Linked DNA regions of Homo sapiens: region 1 is linked to region 2. A link is a contact called in ENCODE Hi-C or POLR2A ChIA-PET data. All regions are on one chromosome and are shown on one strand. The core of a region is the stretch at or near the end of the contact, and the rest is flanking DNA. Distances in the headings are between cores, read along the strand shown.

The links. Hi-C counts contacts between places; a loop is a spot of excess contacts on that map. ChIA-PET counts read pairs that join two places held with the same protein, here RNA polymerase II (POLR2A). Pooled maps may share reads with other maps.
Region 1: a map of B cell shows a loop between it and region 2 (27-fold over the local background). The contact joins the promoter of TRMT10A here to the promoter of CISD2 in region 2. A Hi-C loop is called at or near these places in 4 of 168 maps with a recorded cell type or tissue (B cell, CD8-positive, alpha-beta T cell and naive thymus-derived CD4-positive, alpha-beta T cell) and 12 of 50 pooled maps. POLR2A ChIA-PET finds 5 or more read pairs at or near these places in 1 of 52 experiments (CD4-positive, alpha-beta T cell).

Annotation. Positions count from the first base shown.
Region 1 is chr4:99,561,977-99,567,433 of GRCh38, reverse strand. It overlaps TRMT10A (tRNA methyltransferase 10A), which reads left to right and starts at 3,395. Exons shown (of 8, transcript NM_001134665.3): 1 at 3,395-3,521. It also overlaps a transcript of MTTP not described here. RefSeq lists enhancers at 3,317-3,376, 3,727-3,856, 3,092-4,291.
Region 2 is chr4:102,865,787-102,871,524 of GRCh38, reverse strand. It overlaps CISD2 (CDGSH iron sulfur domain 2), which reads right to left and starts at 2,533. Exons shown (of 3, transcript NM_001008388.5): 1 at 2,338-2,533. The coding sequence starts at 2,440. It also overlaps a transcript of UBE2D3 not described here. RefSeq lists silencers at 2,273-2,392, 2,423-2,712 and an enhancer at 2,943-3,082.

The sequences.
Region 1 (5,457 bases), core at 2,146-4,645, 3.3 Mb after region 2:
GATCTGTTGTCTTCCCACTATTCCCTCCTACACAGTTGCTGATATTAAGTTGGGTTTGCTCCTTCCTGTTCATATTTTGAGGTTTTAGGGATTCCTTTTCACCTAGTTATGTTATAGCTATCTTCTGGGATTTTGTTATTGTCTATCCTAGATGCTTTACCTGTTTTTATCAGGAGATTCAGGAAGTTCACAGACTACACTGCCTGTCTAATCACCTTCCCAGAGTCTTCAATATTCATATATTACGTGGGAGGATACCAGTAATATGTATGTATAAGTATGTAAATGTACAAATACATTTTAAAGTTTTTTTTCTGTATTTTTGGAGTCAGTCGAAATGCAGGTTGAAATGATTATAGATGAGTGGCCGATTCTTCCTTGTAGCTACCTTTCAAGTCATGTTTAAAAATGGGTTTCTTTTTGGCTTTCCTAGCCTGAAATTAAAGTACTCACAAGTGTTACTCTATTTCCACATCTCCTCAACTCCCAACTTGCTGAAGAGTATCCTAAGACTTAGAATTAAGCTTAAAATAATGGAATTTGTAATGATTGCCCAATGTTTTGAAATCAAACTTACGGAGGGGTTCATAATCATAGTTATTACTGTATTTTTATGTCCTAAAGTTCTAGTTCTGTCTGTAGCCTCCTTCTTATTCTACCAACTAGGGCCCAATTTAACAAACTGGTTGCCAACTGTCTGAATATAGCCCACAGACATATTTTATTTAGTCTGCTCAGTATTTTAAAACAAACAAAATAGCTGCCAACACTTTAAAACCAGATTTCATATTTATGGCTGTTCTTAAAAAAATGAGATCTGGTGCCATTAAGCCCATATTCTCTCCTGGAACTTTTATCCTGATTAAAGAGGAATTGCACTCTCAGGTTTGTGATACTTTCCTTCTAGACGCTTCTCTCATTTGCTACCTTCCAGTCCCCATAGATACTATGCATTTGTAACCCATGGAGTAGTATCTCTTTGAGTCCAACCTCTTATATTAGCTTAAACTACAAGTATGTGCTCATTCTTTTTAAAATCTGTTTCTACTCAGATGTCCTGCAGACTCCCCAGAATGCACATATTTTAAAACAAAACTATTTTTTCAAAACCTATTTTTCTTTTTTTTTTTTTTTTTCTTTTTTTTGAGACGGAGTATCACTCTGTCACCCAGGCTGGAGTGCAGTGGCAGGATCTCGCCTCACCGCAAGCTCCGCCTCCCGGGTTCACGCCATTCTCCTGCCTCAGCCTCCGGAGTAGACGGGACTACAGGCGCCCGCCACCACGCCCGGCTAAGTTTTTGTATTTTCAGCAGAGACGGGGTTTCACTGTTTTAGCCAGGGTGGTCTTGATCTCCTGACCTCGTGATCCGCCCGCCTAGGCCTCCCAAAGTGCTGGGATTACAGGCGTGAGCCACCACGCCCGGCCTCAAAACCTATTTTTCTTCCAGTATTCCCTAAATGACCCGGTTAATGTTACTGCATTCCTACAGTTGTCCAAGTTAGAGAAGCCCTTAGGGTTATTATCTCCTCCTTCTTCCTCATTCTATCCACAGCTTTTCAGTCATGTGCAAAACTATGACACGCTTAGGTCTTTGCTTTCACTGTTCCCAATATCTTAAACTTCTTCACTTTTCTGACACCTGTACAACTCCTACTTACTTTCCAAGATGAAACAAAATTATTTAATCTCCAAAACTATGTCCTCTGCCTCAAGGAGCATTTAGTTGCTTCTTTCAAAGTACAAGCATCTCAAGTACATGTTGTATGGTATTTATTTACTGCTGGCTCCCCTATTAGATTAAGGATTCCTTAAGCACAGAGAGCATGATTTCGTCATTTCTGTATCACCAATACTAAGACAAAACGCATAGAACTCGATACATGTGTCAAATAAATAAATACATAAATTTTACAAATCAATGAAAATATTGTTTCACATGATTTCACCGTCTTAAACTTTCTATATGTTTCAATTTTTTGTTAAATTGACTTTTGCTGGTGCTCTTTTGGTGCTTACTTTGGATTAATAATAGAATCATTTTAAATTTTGCACCAAATGACTACAAAGTTAAATGTCTATGTCAAAAGAAAATTTATTGACTTCATTATTAGAATATGAAGTGGTTTTTTTTGCTTTAAAACTTTGTTTAAAATATCTAAGGAGGCCAGGTATTAACTCTGAAAAAACTGTATAATTATTTATAAAACAGATCCCATAGGAGCAACTGAACAGCTGTGGAAAGATTTGGCACATCACTTTGCCAGCCTGAATTTAATGACCTACATGTGAAGGGCTACATATCCAATTACTAATCCTCCCTCAGCTACTCTTTGCCCTCATATGGAGGCAGCTGAAAAAAGATGCCCTACTAACAGATCAGAAGTGGATCCAGACTTTTTTGCCAGTGCTCAGTTAACAAAGATCTTTTAGGTTTGAGATGAGGAAGAAACAGAAGAGGGACTCACAACAGTGTTATAGCTGATACAGTGTTTCAAGTAAAATTTAAGGGCTTATGGCAAGAGTGACTTTAGTTTTGTAACTAAAGTCAAAGAAATTTCGGCTCTTTTAGAGAATCTCAAATTCTGGATTTAATTTTCTATTCACTGAAGCCTTTAAACATGTTCAAATATCTTCAAGGATAATTTACTTCAAAATTCTTTCTATATGAGAAGCCAGTCTTCTATTCAAGATGCAAACCTCATTCTTACCTTCAAATTCTGCAATAATCACCTATTAGAAGTAGAGGAGAAAAAAACTAAATAGAAAATGACAATCTACGGGGTTGTATTTCATTTCTCTCTCAGTTGACATGATCTATATATAGCAAAAGATTATATAAGGTCAAGTATTATAAACAATGAAATGTCATCTGATGTTTTGCAAAACAGCATAGGAAAAATAGCTCAAGGAATGAATAAAGAGTAAAGCTATGGCTGTTTTACTTCAGCCATAAAAAAGCCTTACAGATTCTAAATTTAAATGCATTTTATTGTGAATCTGACTCACTTTTTGAATTTAATTTTCCACTTGAGTTATGTAAAATCATGTGATATGGTAATTTTCTGTATAAATTAAAAATAATATAGGCAAGAGATGTTTTTCTCTCATTTTCAACACAGAAAAATTAGGAGCCTTTCTTCGTTGTTTTGCATTTTTAACAGTGGGACTATCTTAATTCCTTCATCCAATACTCACAAGAATATATGAATGAATACACGTCTGCAGGTACACACTTAATTCTTGAACGGGAAAAAACAGACATCACTGTAACTACCTCCCACTCCCAAAACACTAACTCCAGACCCCGCCCCGCATAAACCCCTCCCCTTTCTTCCATTGCGGGTTCGAAATGGCCGCAGTTCGATGACGTAAGACGCAACCGCCGTAGCCTCCACTGCGTAACTACCGCCCCTGCCTCTGGGAATTGAAGTTTCTGTGGAAGGAAGCGTGAGCCGTAACCAGGCCAACCCAGAAAGGCTTTCTTTCTGAGATTTCACTTCCCTGTCAACTCTTCAGCTCGGTAAGTGTCCTGGCACTGGTTGGCGCTCCCCCGCACTATGGTATTCTCTGGACGCAAAGGGGCGCGTGCCATGCAGCCCCCTACTAGCAACAAGGGCTTCCGGGGGAGAGGGGAGCAGTGGTGTGGAAGTGGTTTCCTGCGGCGCTCTTGCTGAAGGAAATGACGTCGATGACAGGCGCCCCCCGCGGCCTACCCAGCTGCTCCCTGGTTCGCCAGAGACAGCTTAATCCCGTCTCTGAAATGCGTTTGCTGGCTGGGAGCCTAGAAGGGATAGTGGGCGAGGCTCCGCCCCGTGGTGGGGCGCTTTCCGTCGGCGTGTGTTTTGGGGTTGCCATCGGCCCGTAGTATGTGAAAAGTGAGTTTGCAAAGAATCAGTGGGAAATCTGTACTCTAAAGGGCCGGAAAGCGTGTTATGGCCCTGCCACTTCGTGGCTAGAGACCGTGGGCTTTACCTCTTTAAAGCTGCCTTACCTCATTTTTCCTGCAAAGGGCTGACGTCGCTGAACTCTCTGAAATGTAGAGAGCCCGAGGGGAAGTTGCTGCAGGTGCTGTGAGCTGAGGACAGTTTTATAAAGATCGAAGTGTTACTTGATTTCACTGAAATACTTTAAATTTGGGAATTTTTCTACAGATATGAAGAGGATGGCAACACATTACTTGTCACTTTCTGAAAGAATTTCATCTGCCCCTTCCATTCCCAACCCTCTGCCCAAAAGGCTTGACAACTGAAGTGAACAAAGGGCTTTTCGCTCCTCCACGTTTAGTCCGCATGTCTTTTAAAAGGGCATTCCTGGCCGGGCGCGGTGACTCACGTCTGTAATCCCCGCACTTCGGGAGGGCAAGGCGGGTGGATCACCTGAGGTCAGGAGTTCGGGACCAGCCTGACCAACATGGTGAAACCCCGTCTCTACTGAAAATACAAAATTAGCCGGGCGTGGTGGCGCATGCCAGTAATCCCAGCTACTGGGGGGGCTGAGGCAGGAGAACTACTTGAACCCAGAAGGCGGAGGTTGCAATCAGCCGAGATTGCGCCATTGCACTCCAGCCTGGGCAACAAGAGCGAAACTCCGTCTCAAACAAACAAGAAAGGCCGGGCGCAGTGGCTCATGCCTGTAATCCCAGCACTTTGGGAAGCCGAGGCGGGTGGATCACGAGGTCAAGAGATGGAGACCATCCAGGCCAACGTGGTGAAACCCCGTCTCTACTAAAAATAACAAAAATTAGCTGGGCGTGGTAGCGCGCACCTGTAGTCCCAGCTACTCGGGAGGCTGAGGCAGGAGAATCGCTTGAACCCGGGAGGCAGAGGTTGCAGTGAGCCGAGATTGCGCCACTGCACTCCAGCCTGGGCGACCTAGCAAGACTCCCTCTCAAAAAAAAAAAAAAAAAAAAAAAAAAAAGGCATTCCTTTGCTATCGCTGTCAAGTCATTAATTCCAATCTGCATTATTCCCACATTCGTTGAGATTTTTCTGAAAAGGAGACTGTCATAAATTAACGACGATTATTTATTTTATCCCAATCCATAACTTAATGCAGTTTTAAAAAACTTTTTTTTTTCTTTTGGTGCTCATTGATGTAGGATGTGTCCTTGCCTTACAAAGTGAGATAGTTTGTAAGCCCACTTAATAACCTATGTCTGCGAATGAACCCCACAAATTTTTAAAATTTTATGCAGGAGTAAAATTTCACACACACACACACACACACACACATATATATATATATAATTTTTTTTTTTTTTTGGAGACGGAGTCTTACTCTGTTGCCCTAGTTGGAGTGCAGTGCTGCGATCATGGCACACTGCAACCTCTGCCTCCCGGGTTCAAGCGATTCTTCTGCCTCAGCCTCCCGAGTAGCTGGAATTACAGGCGTCCACTACCACGCCTGGCTAATTTTTGTATTTTTAGTAGAGACGAGGTATCGCCATGTTGGTCTTG
Region 2 (5,738 bases), core at 1,284-3,783:
AGTTATTACAAGCATGTTCATGTTTCCTAAATAAACCAGCAATAAAATGAGAACTATTAACTATAGCCACACTGTAATGGGACTTAAGTTAAATGTATGTTATTAAAATACTTCTCAGAATGGTCATTATTTCTGAGAATCAGTCTTCATATTAAATATTTAACAACTTTTAAGAGGAAGTTACTATATATTCTTAAGAGAGAAAAGGTTTTGGTTGAGTTTTCTTAATGTCTTTAATAGGAATTAAATATTTGTTGACACTAGGGATCCTCAAGAAAAGAAAGCATACTTCTAAAATCTAGCCATTAAATCTAGTTTCATACTTTCTAATTTTCTTCAATTATACTTGATTTACAGAGAATCGAAACTAATACAAATGCAGCCACCATCTGGAAAAAACATAGGTAATTCATTGGACATTTTCCTTTCTTGACTGTTAAAAATTCCTCAACAGTTAACTTATGCAAATTAGTAAGAAGGTACAAATGTCAAAATGACAAAAGGGTACAAAAGTCACAATATGATCATACCGTTTTGGCCTGGTATTGCTATTTAAGTGAAGACATCCAAAAGGGAGAAATATGACAACTGGTATTTGCTTACTTGCCAATGAACTATTACATAATGAATTTTAAAAAATAGAAACATTTCTAATTTCCAGTTGTAAGGGAATGAATGGTTAGGCCCATTGTGATGTTAAAACTAAAATAAGTATTTAGTTGTTAGGGAAAAAATGAGGATTATATTAAAATATGTAAAGTACTTAAGTAAAAGAAGTGGGGAAAGCCAAAATTTTATGGAATTGCTGCAATTCTGTCAGAGTAAACTGGTAGGATCAAAAGATCTGATGTTTATAAACACTTGATGTGAAACGTTTTTCATTTTATTTTACTTTTGCATTGCTTCTGATGTTTAATGTTCCTTTTTAATGTTTATTATTGTTACCATGCTTTCTATTCAATTGCATGTTTTCTACTAAAACTCTTAATATTTAAAAAATATTAAAATCTCACAATCCACTCAACAGAGCGTCTGTCTGACCATAATTCAATGAATCTCTAGATTTGGAAGAGAATTTGTCATCTAGTTTATCCCTTCTAAATCTATCGACCACCCACCACCAGAGTCTTTTTGTTTGTTTTTTTCATCTTTGAGAGGGGCTATCACTGAAGCACCACATTTGTTTGGGGAAAGCATTCTTTAATTTAAAAAAAAATCTTCCTTAGACTGAAATTCACCTCCCAATAACCTTCACTAATTTGGTTAATTTGTTATCAGTTCTATATTTTAGTCTACACAAATCTTATTTTTCTTCTACCAGACAGCTGTGCGATTGCTGTATTTTAGGTCAGGTACTACAGATCTTTAGAACGTTCCCGGCGAAGCAACCCTATTTACCTCAGAATTATCTTAATTCATGTTTGCACTCCCTGATAACCTAGGACATAGGAGTTCAATACTTGCTGATTCCTTCACCATCCTACTCGGTCTGAGTTCCGTTTAGAAATATCCCCCTTACAATGAAATGCTCATAACTCAACACAATCTCCCAAGTGTTGACTGCATTCTGGAGATTTTCATCCTTTAGATGTGAAATCCTCATGAGTTGTGTGGGTTAAGTGAGGGTCCTTAAGTATAGAACGTTACATATATTCACTAAATTTCATTTTCTAAGATTTCACTCCTCATACCGGCCTTCGAATACTTTCTTGGGTAAGGTATCTTTCTTCCAACTTAAGTTACCGCAGCGGGCCCCGGGACCGTAGAAACGGAGATGACCTCAAATGCCACCTATGATAGGTCAATTCTAACCTGAGGGAATGGAGGTTATCTCCTAATTTCGTTACTAAATAAAACGGTCATATACGTGTTACGTGTAAGTCTATATTTCTCTCCCACACACTCCCACCCACATGCTGAGGGTACAACCCAGCCGGTAGCTGGGGCTGCCTGTTACATGAGGCCTTAGATAACGACGACTTAGCCCGCTTTAAAATAAACAAGTACGCTACAGAGAGCGATGAGCAGGACAGGAGATGAAAGAGACTGGCCTGTTCCCAACTCAGCACCTTCTCTGCAAAAACCTGGTATCTTGCCACGGAATGACACCGGAGACAACTCCGAGGACAAAAGACCCTGGGGCATCAAGCACCCGGAGACTGCCTCACAGGCGTTCCCCAGGCAGCTGCGTCGGCGCGCGCCCACCTTCCTCTGCGCGCGGGGATCACGTGCCAGGCGCCGAGCTCCGTCCCGCCCCTTGGCCCTAGGATTTTTACGCCTCCTTCCCCCGCTTGGCGAACGTGCAAGGATGGGGACTGGCTGATGGGGGAGGATTACCTGTGAGCCTAGCGAACCCGGTAATGCTTTCAGGGACTGGGAGCCGCTTCAGATATGCAGGGAGCTGCACCTTCACGATACGGGCCACGCTCTCCAGCACCATCCTGGCCAGCGGCGTCCACTCCTCTCCCGAGCCCCCTCCGCTCTGGCCAAGCTGCCGCGCCTGCGCCGGGAGCGGAAGCGGCCGGCGGGCACTGGCGGCCTCGGCCTGGGCGGCGGGCGGGGCGGCGGGCCCTGGGAGGAGAGGTGACCTGCCGGGCGCCGATTGGCGGCGGGCGAGTGACGTACGCTCGCGGCGGACTGCCGAGGCGCGGGAACTGGCGGGTAGCGAGGCCCTCCTCGGAATCTCGTGTGAAGGTGGCCCTCCTCTTGGGCCTTTAACGTCTGTAGATGCTGGAGACCAGCAGAAAGGATACTGTGTGCGATGAGATAAGCATGTGAGAATGCTTTCTAACCGAAAGTGCCTTTCAAAAGTGAGTCTCTTGCTGTCTCTACTTCGTCCCCTCTCGCCCCGCCTCTTCCCCTACAGTTTGGGTGCTGTGGCCCTAGGGTTGCATACTCGCCCATGAGTATCCTCCCCCTACCCAGACCCCAGTGCCTAATTTTACTCCTTCACCCAAAGGCCAGGCTTAAAAAAATAAAAATTAAAATATTTTAACTAAACCAGGAACTGTTTACATCTCTGCCCCTTGGCAACTTAACTGCAGCCCTAGCTCCAAAAACCTCTGGTTTTTGCCACTCAGAGAAGATTCGTAGTAGTCCTTCCTTAGATATTTTCAGTTCCTTTTCCTTCGGGAAAGTGGTAAAAGAATCCAAAGCTGGCCGGGCGCGGTGGCTCACGTCTGTAATCCCAGCACTTAGGGAGGCCGAGGCGGGTGGATCACGAGGTCAGGAGTTCGAGGCCAGCCAGGTCAAGATGGTGAAACCCCGTCTCTACTAAAAATAGAAAAATTAGCCGGGCGCGGTGGCAGGTGCCTGTCCCAGCTACTCGGGAGACTGAGGCAGGAGAATCGCTTGAACCAGGGAGGCGGAGGTTGCAGTGAGCCGAGAATGTGCCACTGCACTCTAGCCTGGGAGACAGAGCAAGACTCCGTCACAAAAAAAAAAAAAAAAAAGAATCTAAAGCCTTATGTATGGTTTTCTTTATGTTACAAGGCTTCTGCTGAAGTCTAGCGCAGGGGGTCCTTATGGCTTCCCTAGGCCACACTGGAAGAAGAATTGTCTTGGGCCACACATAAATACACTAACACTAATGGTAGCTAATGAGCTAAAAAAAAATTTTTTTTCATAAAGTTTTAAGAAAGTTTACAGATTTGCATTGAGTGGCATTCAAAGCCATCCTGTTGGGCAAGCTTGATCTTGAAGGTTTTAATTTTGTTGTTGTTGTTGTTGTTACAAGGTTTCGCTCTATCGCCCAGGCTGTAGTGCAGTGGTCAGATCATAGCTCACCGCAGACTCTAACTCCGGCTTAAGGGATCCTTCTGCCTCAGCCTTCCAAGTAGCTGGGTTTACAGGCGTGTGCTGCCACACCCAACGAATTTTAAAAATTTTTGTGTGTATGTAGATGGAGTCCCATTATATCGCCCAGGCTGGATAGTTGTTTTTATTAATATCTCTAAAAGATTTGAAGGGTAAGAGGAGAAAATTTCACTCCCTTGAAATAACTTTCTTGCTATGACTTTGTTTCATATTTTGGCTGAAGTCAAAATGTCCGAAGTTGTGCACTTGCTGATTGGATAATGTGTGTGATATCTTAATAATATGCCTCATTATTTACAGTTCTACACTTAACAACATATAATAACGAACTGCTAATGGTCCAGTATTTCATTGTGTATGACAGTGTAACAGCCAGTTATAATAAATACTTTCCATTTTTCCCCTTGGTATTTTTATTTTACAGTGAGAAAAGGAAGGAATTTTTTAAAGCAATCTTTCATTCTCTGGACTGTATAAATTTAGTGTTTGTGATTGTCCTTCACTAAAAAAGAATATCAGTAATAGAGTTGACCAAAATCTAGATTAAATAATTTTCTATCATTATAATTGTTCAAAATTGTTAAAGTAAAACTTACAATGGAAATTCTACAAACACGTTTAGATACAGGTTCATGTTTTTGAGCTAGGGCAGTATAGAAGATGGTGTATACAAAGTGATGTTTAAAAGGTTGATGGGATTTCCTTTAGAGAGAGTTTGGAGGTAAACCCTGGAGCTTTTTTATCCTGAAGATGATGGAACTTGAATATCCTTGTCCTCTGGACTATTCTGTTAACTGTTATCTTTAATCTCTGTGGATCTAATGTAGAAGCACCCTTGGGTACAACTAGATACCCTAGTTGAGGTAGGGGTAGGTTGGAAGTGGGGTACATTAGGAAAAGAAAATCTGGAAAAGGCCATTACCTATTCGTTTCTTCTCTTAGAGGATCTGTCATCTTGACAAGGGCAAGACGTGCTGTGTTGAGTTTAATTTTTCCCCTTGGTATTTTAAAGTGAGAAAAGGAAAGAATTTTTTTAAAGCAACTTTACATTCTCTGGACTGTATAAATTTAATGTTTGTGATTGTTGTGCATTAAGAATAAGACCTCCAAGCAGTTTTTCTTTAAAGAATTAAAAAATACATACCTCAATTTAAAGATATAGTAAAATGCTCAAATGCCAAATGTACAGTTCCAGGTAACCACCACCCACATCAATATACAGAATGTTCAATAGAGGCGTTTTTAAAAAGCGACCCTTCCAACCACATCCACCACCATTACTACTATTCTGTATTGCTGTGCATGTTTTTGACCCTCACATATAAGTAATTTTACAGTATGTAATTTTTTATGGTTGGCTTACTTCCTCTTAGCAGTTTATGTGAATAGCTGGTTTGCTATTTTCAAGTAGAAAAAATGTAGTGAATGCAAGTCTATATGGATAAAACTTTTTTGGGAGGCCTTGAAATTCAGAGAAAAGGTGTGGATCATATATTAGGTATTCTGATGCATTACATGAGCTATGCGAATGTGTAATAGGAGATAATTCCTAACTCCACCAATTTAAAAATCCTTATTATCCACTTAAAAGGAATATTTTCTTAAATTCCCTTTACTTAAAATTTAAATCCTGTTTTCATTTATATTTGTATTTCATTTCCACAACCCTGCCTTCTTGGCTGCACATGAAACATGGTCTAAAGATAATATTGCTCTAAATAGATGTAATAGGCTTATCTGACCACCTTATGCGATAGTGTTTTTAGACTCCATCTTTAAAAGACATAAAGAAACTGTGGTCAGAAAACTCAAGATAAATATGTAAATACAGTTAAAGGAGTCATTATTTACTTTCAAGCACTTGAGCTTGGATCACTCATCTTCTGCCTGTCCTAGCTAGGCCCAAGACTTTTATTTCTTTC